2 separate regions of the Mus musculus genome follow, and region 2 is linked to region 1. Evidence: chromatin loops called from intact Hi-C (ENCODE). Cell type or tissue: gastrocnemius. All regions are shown on one strand. Links, peaks and the distances in the headings refer to the core of each region. The heading gives the core; the rest is flanking DNA. Region 1 overlaps Pknox2 (Pbx/knotted 1 homeobox 2). Region 2 overlaps Pknox2 (Pbx/knotted 1 homeobox 2).

Region 1 (5,371 bases), core at 53-5,052:
ATGCAGGTGGAGGAATAACCTAGGAGTCTATGGAATAGGATGATGGAGGATTCCTGACTTGCTAGTCTCAGGATGCTCTCCCTCTCCTACTCCCACCCCACCGCCACTTGCTAGTGATCTGGGGGAGGAAGAGAAACTGAGAACTGACTGACCCTTGGAATGAAGCTACAATACAATTATTGGCATTCAATTCAATAAACATATGTGGAGAGCTAATTCTGCGCAATGATTTTGCAGATGTTGGAAGCTTCTTTTATTTCACAGTCCAAACGTGGAAGTGACTTGCACAAGAGAGTCTACAGGTTGTGGAACTCAGACTTTTGGACCCCAAGCACAGGCTAGATCCTGGGATTTTGTAAATCTTATTCAACTGGTTTTGCAGATGGGGAATTGTAGGCCCAGTCATGGAGTGAGACTTCTATAGACTCCATTGGCACCAAAGCAAGGAAACCCTTAGGGGTGGGGGCCTCTCTTAACGGAGGTAGGCAGAACACCCCCACACTCCAGGGATACATTAGGCTTTGAAACTTCCTGTGTTTTTCTACTTAGAAAAAAAAATAGGCAATGTCACAGAAAACCAGTTTCTGAATAGGAGAGGGCTCTCAGTTCTCAGAGCTAGAAAAAGATACCGAATCAACTAGATGTGATGTACAAGACGCAGCTCTTAAACCAGATGCTGAGGCAGAAACATAGTGAGTCTGAGGCTAGCCTGAGCTATCGAAGAAGACCCTTGTTTCAAAAATAAAATATAAAATAAAATGAATAAAACAAGACCAGAGGGAATGAAGGAGAGAATGTCACAGATGAAGAAAACAGAACTCTCAGGATTGAAGAGGGCGGGAAGCCCCCGCCTCCCCCGCCCCCCCCCCATTCTTTATGCCATCCACCTGCCCAGTCTCCAGTCTGGAGTGAAGGAGCATGACAGGAAGGGGTCAGAGCAAATTTGAACTTTCCTTCCTTCTTCTACCTCAACGCCGGATACTAGGATACAATTTAGTCCCAGTTAGGGTCAGGGGCCAGGAACAAATGCTGTCAGGCCAGCTGGCCAGACAGTTCCCAATTAGACTTTGTTTCTCATCCTTAAGGCCTTGAGCCCCCAACCCCTACACCCCTGCCCAATTACTGCCCGGCAGCATTAACCCCTTGGTGCCCCAGGCCGTTAATGGAATGTTAATTGGTCTAATGGGTTTCATGTCAACAAGTCCTAATGAGCTCCTTCTAACGAGCTTGGCAATTTTTTCCCTAAGCCTATGTTTGTCAACACAGTGGAGTTTGTGCTCCAGTCTGAGGGCATCATGGCACTGACTCTGGGGAGCTAGTGCTAAGAAGGCACAGAGAGGGGGCACCCCTTAGCTGTACATTCCTGTTTCTCAGAGTGAAGATTCTTTTGTACCCACCTTTGGGGCCCCAGTCTCCCATGACCTCATTTGGCTCCTGAGTCTGCAAAATGGCACTTTGGACCAGTTCAATGACAGTATCAGTGATACAAATTACTTCCTCCTGGATATCTTGTGGAGTTGAGTACTGCATAGGGTTCCCCCCACCACCACTCCTCCCCACCATGTCTTGTAATAAAGGTCTCAGCATTAAAGGGAAAATTCTTCAGCTGAGTCCAGACCAAGCAATTCTCCAGCGTAAATGTTCCTCAGAGCTCTCTGATTGTGGCATTGGCTGTGGTCCCTTGAATGCCCTGGTGACATCTAATGACAGAAATGAGAGGGTCTCTGGACAGGGCCAGTGACCCCACAGAACCTCTGAAGAAAGCTCTGGAGCCCCAAAACTCTGAACTGGTCCTCTTTCTGCTACCAAAGAAAGCATATAGGGCAGGTTTCCCTAAAGATCCAAGACCCCCCAGCTATTGCTAAAGGGCTTCCCTACATCCAGACCCTACATCTGACAGGATGACAAACATCCCTACATTCCTCTCCAGGATGGTGCTTATGCCCCTTCAGGGTGAAGCAAGATGGGGTGCGTGCGAAGGATTAAGGACACAGCAAGACTCCCCAGATGAGCATAGAGGTCTTTGGCAACTGAGCTCCTGGGTCAAGTTTCCAAAAGTGGCTGTACTTGTCTAGGCTGAGAAAGTAACTTAAGCCTTTTTTTTAAAGTGGCTTCCAGTTCTCTTTCAGGAAAAAAAAATATCCTTAGAGGGCAACAGCAGTGGCCTAGGAACTTTTATGTTGACTCCAGAAAAGGGGAGGAGCCAGAGTCAGCTAGCATCCTTGCTGTACAGCTGGCAGGCTCAGAACTGAAAACTGCTTTCGCCTCGTGGATAGTTGATTCTAGGATTCTCAGCTATCCTTCTTTGCTCTGCAACAGACATTATCAAGTGACACCATCTCTAAACAGCCCTTGCCTTCGTTATGGGAGCATTAAGGAAAGAGTGGAGATTTATGACTTTTCTGTTTAGTCATAATTTTTCTGTTTGAGCTTTCTTTGCCTTACCTTCACTGTGAGTTTCTCATTTACGGAATGAAGTTACCAAAAGACTCAAACCCAGTGTTAAATAGTTGCCCCAATCGTCTGAGGGAAAAAAAAAAAAAAAAAAAAAAAAAAAAAAAAAAAAAAAACCTTCCTGGATATTGCTGTAGCAGTGTCTCTGCCCTGTGCTCCCTCTTCTGGAGATTTCTGGTACTACAACCCTGCAGCCTTTTCAGTCATTGAAAAAGATTGGTGCTTTGGGGCACTCCTCACTCCCAGGCTCTCTCTTTCTGCCAGGCCCACCCCGCGCTCCAGAACCAAGGCCCAGTCAAAGTTACTTTATCTTCCAGAGTTCTTAACATCTCTCAAGATCTCTATTTCCTTATTCTTCCGGGTTTTAAAAGAGAGAACTCATATACTTGTTTTAGTATCGTCTTTGGGGAATGTGTGTGTGTATCTGTGTGAGTGTGTGAGTGTGTGTGTGTGTGTGTGTGTGTGTGTACAGGGTCTTACTATGTAGACCCTAGAGGCCTGGAAATGCACTATACCTGCCTCCCAAGTGCTAGGAGTATGTGTGCCCCTCACCTAGCTCTCTTCAGAAGTCTTCATTTTGAAGGTCTTTCTAGTATCTCAAGACATTTTCCTCTGGGCAAGGGATGTGTAGGTCAGTGGTGGAGTACATGTTTAGAACAGCACAAAGTCCTAGAGTCCATCTCTAGCATGGAGGAAGAGGAGGAGGAAGAAGAAGAGGAGAAGGAAGAGGAGGAGGAGGAGGAGGAGGAAATAATCTGCTTCCTTTTTTTCCTTATGGATTTCTTTCTAGTCTCCCCTTGCTTACTATGACTGGCGACAATCCACACAAATCCGGGCAATGAAGACAAACCTTGATAGTCTTCCTGACAGAGGAGAGAGACTCCCACACTCTGCTCTCTCCTAGGCTCCTGTGCTAAGGATAGCCTGGGTCTCAGTGTCCATCACTGAGATGGACACAAGGCAAGCCCAGTGGTCAGTCTGCTGAGGCGGGTCAGAATGAGAGAAGGACAAGCCTTGTAGCCAAGATGCTTGGCCAGCACTATCCTCACCGGTCCCCACTTTACTTTCTTCCTTCCTGCCAAATTATCACCTCCCTCCACCAACCATACCCCCCACCCCAGAGAGAAGATCTGGCCTCATTCACCCATCCTGCCTCACTCCTTAGCACAGTTCCCTGCACAGAGTGGATCTGTGATAAGCATCTGCTGAATGAAGCATGAAACCCCTCTGCTTTGCTTGTGTGCTTGAGGTCAAAGCATGCCTGGTACTTTGGAGACTCAGGTCAGGTCAGGGTAGCTCTTTCTTTCCCTCTCTGAAAAGAACAATAACAAAACAAAACAAACAAACAAACAACAACAACATAACGACAAAACACACACACTCCTGAGATCAATATTTTTTTTTTTGAATGGCACCTCTATTCCTTTAGGTTGCTAGGGGAGACCTGATAGAGGCCCCAAGTACCTTCAGGGAGAGACAGGGAAATCTGAACACTGGATCCCAAAGACTTCTAGCTCACCAGCCCCCTCTGCCCTGGAGAGAGTTTCCCCCTCTCTGTGTTCTTCAGGTTTTCCTTCCCCATGCTGGGCAGTGCTATATCAGTATCTAGCCTGTGAGTGGCTGGCTCTAAATATTTCAAGGCATCCACTGCAACTCAGCATCTCCCCGGGCATTCAGTTTCCCTGGGTGGCATTGCCAGGATGTCTCTGCTTACAAACCCTGGTCTAGTTCAAGGAGAAATTTTGAGGCCCCAAGGGGCAGCTCATTTACTGATGATGAGGTGGAGTGGAATGCAGTGAAGAAGACCTGTAAAGACACACACACACACACACACACACACACACACACACTTCCTCATGGCCTGTCTCCTATGTAAGAAGCAGGCCATCCATTTGGTAATTCTGCCTCTACATACTGGCAACTCTATATTGAACCCAAACAGAAGAAAGTCCTGGTGTCTGCACTCTTCTGTTTTTTTCCCTTCCCCAAAACTTCCACGCAGACCACCTCTGGACTAGTCTTGAAGAAGGCTGATGGCCCGTGTCCTTTGCTACCACTAGGGGGTGTAATGAGTACACTTGGGAGGGTAAGCCAGGTGCTTGGAGACCCTGAGCCTTGAAGTTGGAAACGGATGGGCTCAGGGGAATGCTGATGGGTCTGAATGCCGGTGAAGAGTGGAGCAAGGAGCACCCTTGTCAAAGGCAGAGAGATGAAGCAAGCCTGCCTTGGTCAAGCTACCCACTGCCTCCCCGTTACCAACCAGGCCCGAGTTGATGCCGAGCCAAGCATCACTGCAGGGGTACAGATTGTTTTACATATAATTTGAATATTATTTCTTTTGAGTCAAAATAGCACAGCAAACTTCTTTCCACCTGGCCTCTGACTTGTTCCCCTGAAGAACCTGCATCCAGTCCCTGCATGTCCCATAACTCCAGGTGTTCCAGGTTAGGGGAAAAAATGTAGAGCTGATTAGTCCCCTGGGCTGCCTGGACTCTGTACTAACTGTGCGGCCCCTTTTCTTCTGCCCACAGATCCTCCATGTGAATCAATCCCATGATGCAACATGCCTCCCCAGCCCCAGCTCTGACAATGATGGCCACGCAGAATGTCCCTCCCCCACCCTACCAGGACAGCCCCCAGGTGAGTGCGCCAGGGAAGAGTGGGGAGGTACGGCAGCCTTGGAAAACCTCGTGTGGGTGTGGAACTGGGATATTCCCAGGCCACAGTCTTGACTCAGCTTTAGCCTGCCTGTCAGCCTCGGGGAGGCTTCTCGAGAGTCTGGTCTGGTGCATGCAGATCCTTGAAGAGTTGGACTTGACAAAAGACCCGGCTCAGACACTGACTGGATTAATTCTGTTGCCAGGACCATAGCCTGGAGTTGTGATCATCGACCTGTCTGCCACCCTCGCCCTGTAGA
Region 2 (5,371 bases), core at 284-5,283, 140 kb before region 1:
GTTTTCTCATCAGCACAACAAAGAAAGGCACTGTGTCTGAGCACATCCCAATCCCCATCCATGTGTGTTCCTTCCCTACAATTCTAGCTCTTGGAACAGAGATGTAGCTGGCCTGTAAGGACTACACACTAGGACTGGAGTAGCCCTGACCTTTAGCGCACAGAACTAACCAGTACCCCGGAGCTCTTGACTCTAGCTGCATATATATCAAAAGATGGCCTAGTCGGCCATCACTGGAAAGAGAGGCCCATTGGACTTGCAAACTTTATATGCCCCAGTACAGGGGAACGCCAGGGCCAAAAAGGGGGAGTGGGTGGGCAGGGGAGTGGGGGTGGGTGGGTATGGGGAACTTTTGGTATAGCATTGGAAATGTTAATGAGCTAAATACCTAATAAAAAATGGAAAAAAAAAAAAAAAAAAAAGAAAGACACCTTTCCTACTTATCCGGGAGTTCCCCTTCCACAACCACGACTTTGAGAAAAGGCTGCTGTATTAGCTCTTAGTATCTCAGCATGGAGAAGGTACGTCCCCGAGATTATTTGACCGTGCCCTCCTGCAAGTGCTGTGTGGCTACTTAAAGACAAATTTAAATGAATTCAAATGAACTCACATTAGAAATTCAGCTCACTAGCCATGTTTTGCACATTCAGTAGATGTCTGCCCACTGCACTGCACTGAAGGTCTTTGTCTCGAAGACCTCCCTTACCAAGGAAAGTGGGGCTTTGAAATAGTTGGATGATAATGGTTGGGGACACCTTGGTCCTTGTGTTGCTCATTACATCTCATATGGGAGGGAGCTGACATCTCTCAATTAATTATAGATACAGTGACCTTCAGATTCACTTAATGATTGCCCAGGCTATATGGGTGGGTGAGCAGCAAGCCAAAAGACAGCCTCCGGTTCCCCCTGACTGCTCACAGGATCTTAGAACCTCCCTACCAGGTCCTTTAAGCCAAGAGTTAGGCCTCCAGATCTCCTTCTGAGCCCCCGTTTTCCTGGGCATCCACAGCTATGCAGGGGGCAAGCTCTAGCCTTTGTCTTCCTTGGAGTCCTAAGCTGCCTGCCGAAGCTCTGCTGGGAGGCTGGGAGTGTGGCATACTGGTGAAAGCATTCTGCTTTACCACCCTTCCCTGACCAAGCAGAGGCAAAAGAGGCATTGCCTATGGTTTTGACAGGGAAACAAGGGTCCCCGGACAGTTCTCTGGAGCTGGTACACAGCCTTGGGCTTTCGTGGTAGCTATCTGTTCCAAGATCTGGAGAGACTCCTGGAAAGGGGTCATGGTGACTTCAGCATAGGTCATCTCCACTCTTACTTCACACAGAAGTGGGGTTTGCCAACTGAAGGTCCACCTCCCTCCTTTTCTCCCCACCCCTTTCTTCTTCCATCTCTTCCTCCTCCTTTTCCTCCTCCTTTTCCTCTTCTTTTTCCTTTTTTCTCTTTCCTTTCTTCTTTTCCTGGGTGGCTGTCTACTGCCCCCGCCCCATACCCCAAGTCCAGTTTTAGGCGATGACTTGATGTGTACTTCTGCTCAACGGATCAGGCTGGTTCCTCTGAGACTTTCTAGGGACTGATGGAACTGTTCTAAACCAGTGTGGAAGCCTCCGGTGTGTTCTGCAGACACTGGAGAACTGCTGGCAGGGTTTAACCCAGGTTTCCCCAAGCTTTGTTTTCACGTTCACCCTTGTCTAGCTGTCCCTGCCAGCCCCCGCCCCTCACACTCACTAGGACAAATTAAATTTACCGTCCAATTAAATTAGGAGGTCAAATCAGTGGTTGCAAAAGAAAGCAACGTGTCAGGCTCAAAATACAGGCCAGTGGTAGAGAATTTGTAGGAAGTACAAAAGCCTGAGTCTGGTTTCCTGCACCTTGAGAGACACAGTACAGGGGGGAAAAAGGAAAAAATTAAAAGAGGAATGGAAGAAAAAGACTCCTCCCCCCCAAAAAAGCTTATTTTATTTCTCCACAGCAATGTCTGTTTAAGGCTTTTTTTTTTTTTTTATAGTATTGAGACCAGAGAGAAGACTTAGTGGATAAGAGCATCCACTGCTCTTTCAAAGGACCCAGGTTCAATTCCCAGCACCCACATGGTGTCTCACAACTATCTGTGATTCCAGTTACAGGGCAGCCAATGTCCCTTTCTGATTCTGCAGGCATTTGGCACGAATGTGGTACATAGACATATAGGCAGGTGAAACATCCATATACACAAAATAATAAAATAAAAATAATGAAAAGAGATTATTCCATGGTCTCTCCTGGAAGAGGCTCTTACGGCCTGGAAGAACAGAAGCAGCATCATTGGTGATGCCTTACACTTAGCCCCTTCCCTGTTTCCTGATGGAAACGGCCGGCCGGCCCCAGCCGTGGGCACCAAATTCTTCCACCCCACATCTTCACAGTTTCTCTTCCAGAGTCTCCTCTTGAACACTCCCCACTTCCTTTCTGTTCCTCCTGCTGTGTAGGCATTTCCCCAGGAGCTAGCCTAGATTAGTTTGAGCCAAGGGTCAGAGAAGACTGTGTGTTTGGGAGGTGGTGGGCTCGGCTGGGGGGCTGGGGGGTCTCAAGCAGCCTTGTGGCTGCTCTGCGGGGTCTGGCAGAGCCCCAGCCTCTGGCTGTGACATACAGCCTCCTTCATGAAACCAGACAGAATTAAGCCTTTTGTTTCCTGTTTGCTAGGCCAGCTTAAAGAAAACACAGAGGGTCCATGGGGCTGGGGCTCCCAACAAGACGGCCTTTGTATTCATTTAATTAATCAGTTAGCCGAGGGAAAAGAGAGGAGGGAAGTTCATGTTATAAATACATGTTTTTCTTTGGCTTTTTTCCCCCCAAAAGACAGAGTCTGAATGGCATCCCTCTGAGAGCTCTCCCTCATCTCACTCTAGATGTGCTGGAGGCTGGGGCTAGCCCAGCTGCAGCTGTGACCCTCCTTGCCCTCCACTCCCTCTAGAGGCATTAACTGTGGTATCCGTGGGTCCTGGGGAAATGTTAGATGCAGTGGGGCAAGGTGGCTGCTAGTCTCTGGGTTCCTTCCACCCTTTCTCATTCCTCTCTGAGCCTGCGCCCCCTGTAACCTCCTTGGGTGAGGTCCCTCCACTGACACATAGAAGAGGACATGTCTCTTGAGAGGACAGAGCCGTCTTCAGGTGAACCACAGAGGGAGAAGTCCAAACTGCAGCCCAGAGCCAACCTTACCACCCACACTCCCTGGAGCTAGCTAGAGGAGACAGACAGCATGCTCAGTCACCTCCAGGGGACACTATGGCTATCTGTAACTGTGCTCTGTCCAGCTACAGGCTGGAGTGGAGGCGCAGGCTAAAGGAGAAATTAGAGAGCCCTGTGAGGGCTGTGGGGAGGGTGAGTTTGTGGGATGGGACAGCAGGACCTCTAGGGCAGACACGCTCATGCCCACTTCCATGGAGATCTTTGGAAAGCGCTTCCCTTGATGGTGTTATTTAAATAATAATTAAAAAATGTTTTAAAACATTGAGTTTTAGAAAACCCTTTTGGAAATGGGTGAATTCATTTCTCATACTCCTGCCCCCTCCTCACTCTCAGCTGCCAGGTGTTTGGGGAGTTAAAAATCTCTTTTATTATGAAGTAAAATATTTGAAGTCTGTAAATATATGGCCCTCATAATGGAATTTCACTGTGGTGAATTTTTCCTTCTGTGATCTTCATTTTCAGTCCTAGCTGAAATTCCCTGGTCTCTGGTAACCATGACTCCGGCCCCCTGAATATATTGTCCAGAAACCCCCCTGACCTGGATAAGACAGGGAGGGCCTGGGCCTTGAACCTCACCTCTATCCTCTAGGCTCAACTTTTTTCATGAGACCCTCAGGTCAATTGCAGGGAAATGGGAGGACCACAGGGGTCAGGCAATGGGCAGAACTTGTAGAATATTCTGTCAGGACTACACAGCTAAACGTTCATCTTTCTTCCTTAAGGAAACACTTTCCTTCTCAGTCACTGAAAAAGGTCCATGTTTTCAAACTATAACCCCAGTTGTTCTTTCCTTCCCTCTAGGGGTCCTTGACAGCATGGTTAAGCTAGGTTTATGCTTTCAATTCCAGTACTTGGAAGGCAGAGGCAGGATATCAATGCAAATTCAGGGGCTGCTTGGTCCATATGAGATCCAGGCCAGCTTGGGTTACAGATAAAGTAATAGTAAATGCAGGCTGAATCTTTCTGCCAGGCTTGCCTTGGGTCATCAAACTGTTCTACTCCACCTGTGTGCTATGAGACTGAGTCATGTATACCCACCCATGGCTATTCAGTCTCCCAAAGCAATGAATAAAACCCAGGACTGTGGAAATTGTGGCTTCTCCAGAGGGATATTGAACTAATCCTTTCTAACCAAGTTGCATTTGCTCAAGCTGGGGTTTCCCTTGAACATTTGAGTTTTTCCCTCTTCCCAGGGGACTGGGGTCAGGGTTGAGGGAGTCCTAGGATCTGGGAGGTGGGGAGGGGAAACAATCTATACTACCCTTTGCTTAGAGCCTCTGTGACTGTCTTTGCCAGAGGTCCACAGAGCAAAGAGAAAAAATCAGCTAGTGGAGAATTCAGTTTTCTCTTTAGAGTCCCTCGAAAGCTAGACACAATCAGCTGGGAGCCAGGGATAAGGACAAAGGCTAGTCCTTTCTGAAAAGGGTACGCGTGGCTTATGGCAGGATGACCAAGGGGTAGGCATGCTTTATTTGGGGAGTTAGATCTTCAGGGAAGAGGAGATCACTAAAGCAGTGTTTCTTGATATTAACATACGAGTGAGTCACATGTTAAAAGTGTAATGAATGTTAAAGTGGCAGGTCTAAGGGGCACAGAAATTGTGGTTGCAAGTGGCACGGATGCTGGATCACACTGTGAATCCTCCAGGTGCCTAGCACACATAGTTATGAATCCCTCAAACGTAGGTGCTGCTCCTTTGTGCTTGCCTATCCTCTAAACTCAACATAATGTCAGGTGCAGAGACTGTTGGTTACATGTTGGTCACCCATTCATCAAAAGAAGCAAGTCAGAAGATACCAGGGCATACTTAAGTTGTGTTAAGTTTTGAAGTCTGCATTTTTGACTTTTTAAAAAATGGTGCTATGCCTAGGACATGTGCTGGACTACCGAGTTGCACCCTCAGCCCCACTTCCTTTAAAAGACAGTTATTTATTTGTGTGTTTGTGTTTAGGTATGTGTGTAGTTGGAATGTTGGTTTCTTTAAAAAAAAAAAACCACAGGGCTATTATAAGAATATGGTTTTGTTTAAATACCAGGTGTGGGATATGGGGCTGCTTCAGATTGTCCACAGCAGCTGACAATTTGCCCCATGCTTTAGCAGGATTGTGATTTTGCTAGCTGCAGATAGTTTCTGCGATTGTGTGACA

What was found. Peaks named below come from ENCODE experiments on the same cell type or tissue, not always from the same donor. Only the 100,000 strongest peaks of a DNase experiment are listed, where the experiment ranks them.
Region 2: it touches region 1 in a loop (6-fold over the local background); 8 of 42 quality-filtered maps call a loop at or near these places.

The regions. Positions count from the first base shown.
Region 1 is chr9:36,968,101-36,973,471 of GRCm38, reverse strand. It overlaps Pknox2 (Pbx/knotted 1 homeobox 2), which reads left to right. Exons shown (of 13, transcript NM_001029838.2): 4 at 4,986-5,094. The coding sequence starts at 5,008. Among named protein-coding and RNA genes, the nearest start is that of Gm34652, 3.3 kb to the left of the region's middle. In gastrocnemius, for the core only: CTCF peaks have their summits at 2,619 (motif pointing left) and 4,507 (motif pointing right); DNase peaks (open chromatin) are centred at 2,629 and 4,537; H3K4me3 peaks cover 345 bases; H3K27ac peaks cover 3,326 bases.
Region 2 is chr9:37,112,348-37,117,718 of GRCm38, reverse strand. The region is part of intron 1 of Pknox2 (Pbx/knotted 1 homeobox 2); the gene reads left to right. Among named protein-coding and RNA genes, the nearest start is that of Pknox2, 32 kb to the left of the region's middle. In gastrocnemius, for the core only: a CTCF peak has its summit at 3,247 (motif pointing right); a DNase peak (open chromatin) is centred at 2,583; H3K27ac peaks cover 1,872 bases.